Linked DNA regions of Mus musculus: region 1 is linked to region 2. The links are chromatin loops, found by intact Hi-C in ENCODE. Cell type or tissue: gastrocnemius. All regions are shown on one strand. Each heading gives the region's core, and the rest is flanking DNA. Links, peaks and the distances in the headings are about the cores only. Region 1 has its middle 5.8 kb from the start of Gm46411. Region 2 holds the start of Lncbate6 (a long non-coding RNA gene).

The links. Peaks named below come from ENCODE experiments on the same cell type or tissue, not always from the same donor. Only the 100,000 strongest peaks of a DNase experiment are listed, where the experiment ranks them.
Region 1: it touches region 2 in a loop (2.1-fold over the local background); 2 of 42 quality-filtered maps call a loop at or near these places.

The regions. Positions count from the first base shown.
Region 1 is chr13:37,803,203-37,807,601 of GRCm38, reverse strand. It overlaps a transcript of Rreb1 not described here. Among named protein-coding and RNA genes, the nearest start is that of Gm46411, 5.8 kb to the right of the region's middle. In gastrocnemius, for the core only: no CTCF peak of the experiment used is centred there; no DNase peak of the experiment used is centred there.
Region 2 is chr13:37,539,191-37,543,589 of GRCm38, reverse strand. Lncbate6 (a long non-coding RNA gene) reads right to left here and starts at 3,454. Exons shown (of 3, transcript XR_382205.2): 1 at 2,182-3,454; 2 at 398-594. In gastrocnemius, for the core only: a CTCF peak has its summit at 1,656; a DNase peak (open chromatin) is centred at 1,691; H3K4me3 peaks cover 498 bases; H3K27ac peaks cover 1,846 bases.

The DNA.
Region 1 (4,399 bases), core at 249-4,248, 260 kb before region 2:
CATGAATACTCCACACAGAGATCCATTTGTGGATGAAATACTAACCTCTGTTTCAAGATAGGATGGGTCCTGGGATGGCATGTCGTGCCTTTAATCCTAGCACTTGGGAGGCAGAGGCAGGCAGATCTTTGTGAGTTCAAAACCATCCAGGGCTACATAGTAAGTTCCAATGCAGACAGGACCACATAAAGAGACTCTAGAAAAAAGAAAGGAAAAGGGGAAAGAAGGAAGGAAAAGGGAGGGAGGAAGGGAGGAAGGAAGGAAGGAAGGAAGGAAGGAAGGAAAAGGGAAGAAGGAAAAGGGAGGAAGGAAGAAAAAGGAAGGATGGAAGGAAGGGAAAAGACAAGATGATTTTTTATTTTTGTCCTTTCTTTTGGATAACATTAACATCGTAACTTGTCAAATAATATTTTCTAGCTTGGGTATATCTTCCCAAGTAACTGATTTCAAATTTTAAAACATAAGAACTGAAATACTTACTTATCTAACATACAGTATCCACAGTACAACCAATGTTATTTATACTTTACAGTGAACAGTTACTGCATTTCTTTCCAAAATAGAATACCTCACAAGACCAAGTCAGCATAACTCCACAGCATCGCACTGCTGGCTTTTCTGGTTAACTCAAGAAGACATGAATCAGAATTAAGAGATAGAAATATTGGGAAGAAAAAGTTAATGTTACCATTAATTCTTGGTCATATCATTGTGTGACTACAAAACAAAACAAAATAATGGAAATAAAGAGAACTCTAACAGTAGTAGCCACAATTTATTGGAGGCTAGCATACCAAGCAATGGACTCATGTCTTCTTCAGGTCATGCATCTGGTGAGTAGCAGACCTGAGATTTAAACCCAGTTCTCACTGGACCTGGGAGTACACACCTGTAATGTAAGTACTTGGAAAAATACTTTTAGGAGCTAAAGGGAACTGCAACCCTATAGGTGGAACAACAATATGAACTAACCAGTACCCCGGAGCTCTTGTCTCTAGCTGCATATGTATCAAAAGATGGCCTAGTCGACCATCACTGCAAAGAGAGGCCCATTGGACTTGCAAACTTTATATGCCCCAGTACAGGGAACGCCAGGGCCAAAAAGGGGGAGTGGGTGGGTATGGGATTGGGGAGGTGGGTATGGGGGACTTTTGGGATAGCATTGAAAATGTAAATGAGGAAAATACCTAATAAAAGAAAAGAAAAAAAAGAAAAAAATACTTTTATTACAAGCCCAAATTAGTCTTGGCTACAGAGCAAGACAAGATCATTATCAACACACACACACACACACACACACACACACACACACAGAGTCTTCTTGCCTGCAAAAAATCATCTTCCTTTCAATATAGCATTGTTTTGCTTTACAAAGTGGACAATTAGCCATCCGTAATTCTAGTATTTGGGAGACAGAAGTAGGAGGATCTCTGTGGGTTTGAGGCCAGCCTGGTCTAAATATTGGATTACAGGACAGCCAGCCTATGCAGAGAGACTCTATCGCAACAAGCATACAGATGGAAAAACAAAAGGAAGACAGACAGACAGACAGACAGACAGACAGAAGAAAGAAAGGAGAGGACAATTATAACATTCTCTTATACACACCACATAGAGTTTTCATCTTAAAAACACTGACTGTCAAAAAATACACAATTTTGGGCTGGAGAGATGGCTCAGTGGTTAAGAGCACTGACTGCTCTTGCAAAGGTCCTGAGTTCAATTCCCAGCAACCACATGGTGGCTCACAACCATCTGTAATGGGATCTGATGCCCTCTTCTGGTGTGTCTGAAGACAGCTACAGTATACTCATATGCATTAAACAAACAAACAAACAAACAAACGAACAAACAAACAAATAAATAAATAAATAAAATACACAATTTTTTAAAGCCCATGCACAAAGCAACAAAGTTTTAGCATTGTTTGTGTGTAACCAGGAAAATAAAAAAAAAAAGAAACATAAATGTATGTGTCCAGAGAGTTAACAGAAGATTGAGAGGGGAAAATTAGAATTGCGTTTTTAAAATATTCATTCAGACCTGCTAGGATTACAGAGTAAGACCCTATCTTTTTTTTTTTTTTTTTTTTTTTTGTACATCATAGGGCTAGAGAGATGGCTCAGTGGTTAAGAGCACTGACTGCTCTTCCAGAGGTCCTGAGTTCAATTCTTAGCAACCACATGGTGGCTCACAACCATCTATAATGGGACTCAATGCCCTCTTCTGGTGTGTCTGAAGACAGCTACAGTGTACTTATATAAATAAAATAAGTCTTTAAAAAAAAATAAGAAAGTACATCGTAGGGCTGGAGAGATGCTTCAGCAGGTCAAAGCACTTCCAGCCGTGTATGACGGCCTTCATTTGATCTCTAAGACTCACATGGTCAGAGAAAAGTAACTGCCAAGCGTTGGCCTCTGGTCTCTATATGCCTACACCCACACCTGGTCTCTATATACCTACACCCACACCCATATACAAAACTAAAAATAAAAAAAAAAGAATTTATTTTTTTAAAATGTGCATTCTAAATTGTTACGATAAAGGTAATCCCAACCAAAACTTCAAAAGTATATAGACAAAATTCCTATAAAATATAGAGATGTAAAAAACAATTCTTGGGTGCATCTGAAACAAATAAATGAGGATATAGCAAATAATATTTTGATGAGGGGCTAGGCATGGTGAGGGGCATGGTAGTATACTCCTTGGAAGACTGAGGCAGGAGAGCTGGGATTCTGAGGCCAGCTGGGTGGAGCTAGTGAGATAGCTCAGTGGGTAAACGTGCTCACCATCAAATCTAAGGACTTGAGTTTGTTCGTCAGATCCCATAGGATAAGAATGAGCTCACAGTCTTTTGACCCCCACCCATCCACACATACATAAGCATAAATAAATAAAAAGTTTTAAGGCTAGACAGAGAGATGCTGTTAAAAACAATAACAACAGAACAACAAAAGTAAATAAAAACAATTTTACTAAAGAACTATATAGACAGAAGAGATACTAGATATTAAGACATTATGAAGCCTGCTGGCAAGATTGCTTAGCGGGTCAAGGTGTTTGCTGCCAAGCTTGACATCTTGATTTTGATCTAAGGAACATGATCTATATGAATCACGCTAAAAGTTGAAAACTGATTCCTGAAAGTTGTCCTTTTGACGGCCCCCCCATCACCACCACCCCCACATACACTACAATAAACAAATGCATCAAAATTTTAGTAAAAATGACTACAAATCTATAGTTAAAACAATAAGAACTGGGCAAGAAAAAAACAAATGATACTGGAGTTGACACCTTTCAGATGCCCTACTGTCCAAACAATCAGGAGGTAGTGTGTCGAGGGCGTGGAAAAACTGCTCGTCTGTGCCGGTCAGAATGGAAAAAGGTTGGTAGTTCCTTGAAAGATTAAAAATAGAACTGGCATATGATTTAGCAATGACACTTCTGTGTATATCCCCTGAAGAACTGAAAACAGGGTGTTGAAAAATTGTCTGTACGGTTATGCTGATAGCAGCATTGGGCACAGTAGCCAAAATTCTGTTGATGGGTGAATGAATAGACTGAAAAATGCAAATTATAGAATACTTTTTCATTTGTCTTGCTTTTTTGAGACAGGATCTCACTGCCTCTCCCTCCTGAGTTTTAGGATTAAAGGTATGCACCACTAAAGATTTATTTCTATTTTATGTGTGTGGGTGTTTCGCCTTGCGTGTATGTTTGCACACCACATGTGCGCCTGACGCCAAATGGAGGGCAGAATAGAGTGTCAGATCTGTTGGAACTGGAGTTACAGGTGGTTGTGACTGCCATGTGGGCACTGAGAATTGAACCTATGTCTTCAGGAAGAGCAGCAAGTGTTATTAACTGCTAAACCCTCTCCTTCCATGGGAGACTGCTTGGTTTTAGGTAGTAAGGAGGTTGCTGGGGTTGTAGCTCACTGAAGGAATACGTTGTCTAGTAAGCACAAGGTTTTGTGTTTGATACTAGCAACACACACACACAACCACAAAACCACAAAAGCACAAAAGAAACAGGGTTGGGGAGGTTGACTCTGACACACACTCTGAATCGATCAGCCCCGAGGACATTCTGCTAACAATAGATACAGTATGGTTCTACCTACAGAAGGTTCTTCGAGCAGTCAGACTCCTAGAAAGAGGAAGCAGAACGGAGGTTGCTGGGAGGTTACAGTTGGAGAAATTGGAAGTTAGTATTATTTCAGGACAGTTTCAGATTGGGAAGACGAAAAGGATTGTGGGGCTGGATATTGGTGATGGTTTCACAATAGGTGTGAGTGTTCTCCATATGGTGACCTCTACACTTAAAACTAGTTAAGCTGGTAAAAGTTGTACTAACGCACACCTCCACCCAATTAAAAAACAAAAACCAAAAA
Region 2 (4,399 bases), core at 136-4,135:
CCTGTCTTAAGTTTATGGAATCGGCAGAGCTCTGAAAGCTAGTAGGAGTGTCCAGGATGCTGGATAAAAAAAGGGGATGATTACCGGGCTAGCCTCAGCTTCTCATGAGTAAAACTAATTGCTTTGCTTCATGTGAGACCACCAGAAAAAGCCCTGGGGCTTGCCACAGTAGCACGGAGAAGGAAAATTTGTCTGCCTGGTCAAGTCTTCCTCAGATTGACGTTATGATAGGCAGAGTCTGCGTGCACACTTAGTCTGCTCTCTCCTGAGAGAGGAGGCCAGACCAGGAAATAGTTGCAGGGGCATCTGTGCTGTGCTCGGCCACCCATGAAGCAGCCAGCCTCCTTCTCTGTCCACTTGCCCATGGCCCCACAAGTCTGACCTGAACTCAGTGTACCTGCTTAGGTAGTGGGTCCCACGGCGCCTTGATCTTCCACAACAGGGAAGCCCCGGGGCAGACGGTGAGAGGCCCATGATGCAAGGCACAGAGCAATGTGCTGCTGTGGGCTGTGCCTGAAAGCGACTAGAAGCAGGAACATCGGCACAATGGGCCCGGCCTAGCCAAGCGGGTAAAATGTCAGGGCACTGTAATCTCTGCAACAAGACGGTGTGAAACTTGGTGAGACTCATTTCAACTAGATCGAAGTTCTTCCTGACCAAAGACTATGGTTGTGGTCAAATGAGTCTCTCAAAGACTCATTAGTGACTTGAAGTGATGGGGGCGGGGCCATGCAAATACCCTTGGACACATACTGCGTAGGTCAAAATGATTGCCCAAGCTGCAGCCATTACGTCCACAATCCTGCTAACAGCAGCATCAGGGTTGACAACCAAACTTGGTAGAAAGGAAAGGCAGTTCTCCACTTGCTTCTGAAAAACTGCATATGACCTATGTGACGTTTCACTTTATTCTGGGTGCCCTCACGCCGAGCTAACAAAGTATCAGAAAGTTAGATCAGGATATAGGGGTCAACAGGTAGCTTGTCCTCCATTAGGGTGGGGAGCCTTGAGCCAGCTGCAGGGTGCACTCAACCATCAGTGTGTTCCTATTTCGCAAGGACACGGGGGCTAAGGAAGGAGATTGGAGGAGGGGGTGCACATAGGTATGGGAGGGATAAGAGGAAGCCAGGGTACAAGGAAGTATGAAAGAGAGATGAGTGTGATGCCAGAAGAAGGGGGCCATAACATGGATCCACCAGCTGATTGGGTGCATCAAAACCACCCAGCCTCCATGGGCAACCGATGAGGGTGAGTGGGAGAGCAATTCTTGCCAGCAGCCTCTATCAGCTGCAGCTGACCTCATGCTCCGATCACCCTTAACATGCCCTCCCACCCAGCCTGCAAACACTCCTGGCTTGCCCATCTTCTGCCCACCCCCGACTCCCACATGCCTGGAGGGTCTATGGTCTGAGTACACCCAATCTGCATGACTCTTCCTCAGGACACTGATGCGATGTGGCCTTATTTGCTCCAGAAAAGCTTCTTGGGGGGCGGGGAGGGGGAGTAAGGGTAGAGGAAATATAAATTAAAACCTTTCCAGTCTTCAAGACATTCGTGACCAAGGGATAGATAGCCCCTATCCTGGCTCTAAGCTTCTCCTGTGACAGCATGTACCAGGGGCTGAAAAAGCCAGGAAGAGAGCCACCCTCTCCACCTAGCGGTAGCCTGAACTAAACAGAAACTAGCCTTGTGGTTTCCCCCAGACCTGTGAGAGCCAAAACCACCAGTTGCCAGGGAGGGCATCCGCTCCTCGGAGGAGGAGTCTGCTCCATTGTCAGGTTCTGTGGCAGAGCATTTGTCAGCTCAGACACGTCAAGGAAATGTCACTCATTGGAAAAGGACCTACTGTGGCCAGATGTCCCTCCCCCCGGGGCAGTGGGTGTCATTCTCTTTCTCTCTGGCTTTCTGTCTGTCTGTCTGTCTCTGTGTATCTGTATTTCTCTCTCTCTCTCTCTCTCTCTCTCTCTCTCTCTCTCTCTCTCTCATGTGTGTGTGTGGTGTATGTTCACACATATTTTTAGAGAGACTTTTTTACTGTGTAAAAAAAGTAGGCTGGTCCTAAACTCTGAACGCTGGACACCTCCTCCTCCTCCTCCTCCTCCTCCTCCTCCTCCTCCTCCTCCTCCTCCTCCTCCTCTTCTAGTCTCGGGATACCAAGGAGCTAGAATGGCAAGCACTTACCACTGTCTGTGCCTGGTGTGCCTCATTTTCGGAAGTCTCCAGCAGTCTGGCTGTAGAGGTTGCAGTGGGATCAGGCTTCTTTCCAGTTCCCTCTCTGACCCTTCCCCATTTCTTCCACAGAGCCTGGGGCTCTGGGCTCCTCTTCCTCCTCCCACAGTCTGTCTCCTGTGGTGTTAAATTTCACCCACACTGGGGTCTTTGTTAAACTGACCTTCATTGTATTTCCTCGTAGCTTTGCCTGACCACAGATGCTGGCCAGAGGCAGGAAACAGAGCTGTCCTTCAGAATGGACCCCAGTGGCATCCATGTCCCATGCTGTGATCATTGTACTGAGGTGTGGCTGCAGAGAGCATCCCTGGCTGGCCACCGGTGGGCACTCATATATTCAGATCTACTTCTCTGTGTGCAAGCACAGGTGTGTGTCCCTCTGCATATGTGTTAGTGCCTGGGGAGCTGAGAGTGACACTGAGCATCTTCTTCAACTACTTTCCTCATTAAAACACACACACACACACACACACACACATACACACACACACACTTATTGTTATATATATGGGTGTTTTGCATGCTCGAGTGTCTTTGCATCACATACATTCCTGATGACCCTGAAGGCCAGGAGAGGACATTGGATCTCCAAGAACTAGAATTACAGATGGTTGTGAGCATCCATGTTGGATGCTGGGACTTGGACCCAGGTCCTCTGGATGAGCAGCTGATGCTCAAAACCTTCAGCTCCATCCTCCTTACTTTTTAGAGAGAGGGCCTCTCAGTGAATCTGGAGCTCCATTTTTGACAGACCTTGGGAACAAGCCCCAATGATCCCGCTGCCTCTTCATCCCCAGTCCTGGGATCACAGGCGCAGCACTGCACTTAGCTCTTATGGGGGTGCAGGGGATCGTGCAAGCACTTTACATACTGAGCTGTTTCCCCAGGTCCCTCAAGTCTGCTTTTCTTAAATGAAAAACCAAACAAAACTCGTTGCGCAGTGAGAGATACGAACACTGAGTGGTGTTGAAGGTGAAGGCCAGTCCTGCCCCAGTTGACTTGGTACCCTTGTTACATGCTCTCATTGGCTAACTGAGTTAGGTGGCTGCTATTTCTCCAAGGACTCTAATTTTCAGTGTTCTGTTACCTGCAGTTACAAATACGCTCATATCAGACAATGCAGTTATAAAGCAAGACAGCAAACGCAAAGGATTACTGTGGTTTATTTTTTGTGTCTTTTGAGATGTGATCTTGCTCTGTAGCCTTGAGGAGCCTAGAGCTCACTATGTAAACCAGGCTGGCCTCAAACTCAGAGAGATTTACCGTCTCTGCCTCCCAAGTGCTAAGTTTAAAGGCATGTACCACCATGCCTGGCTTCTGATTCATTTTAATATTTAAAATTTATTATTATTATTATTATTTTTACAGTGTTAAGGGTTCAGCCTAGGGTCCCGAAGGTGGTAGGCATGTACTTTCCTGGGCTACATCTCCTATTCCTACTTGTTTTTTCTTTTTTAATTTTATTTACTTTATTTGGCTTTGTTTGTTTATGCACAAAAAATGGTTTGCCAGCATGTATGCATGTGTATCATGGGCATACGTGGTACCTGTGGAAGTCAGAAGAGGGCGTCAGATCCCCTGGAACTGGAGTTACAGATGGTTGTGAGTAGCCATGTGGGTGCTAGGACTTGAACCCAGGTCCTCTGCAAGAACAGTAAGCACAACTAACTGCTGAGCCATCTTTCTAGCTCTCTACTCTGAGTTTTTTCTTAAATGCAAAATTTATCTTCAGAAGTGACTAGGAAACTTTTAGAAATAGATCCACAATTTTTCCTTTGGATATAATAGATTCTGAACTGATCCAGCATATACACACTATTTATGTTTCAGAATTAGACCCTTTGAGCCCCCCTGGAAAGTGCATATCCTTTATTGGGAAGGGGGGCAAAGAGTCTCTACTGGTGTAGTAGCAGTGGTGTGTGTGTGTGCGTGTGCGTGTGCTTGTGTGTGTGTGTGTGTGTGTGTGTGTGTGTATGTGTATGTGTGTGTGTGTGTGTGTGTGCACCAGCTCGTGTGAGAAGCAGGAATAGAGGGAGAATTCATCTGGATCATGTGCAAGGAACATAGGATTATGATATTATTTCTGCCTAATGAGGAACCTGCAATGCTAACAGAACAATATTATAGTGTAAAATAGGCCTGCCAGAGAAAGAGGGTGATGGGGACACCT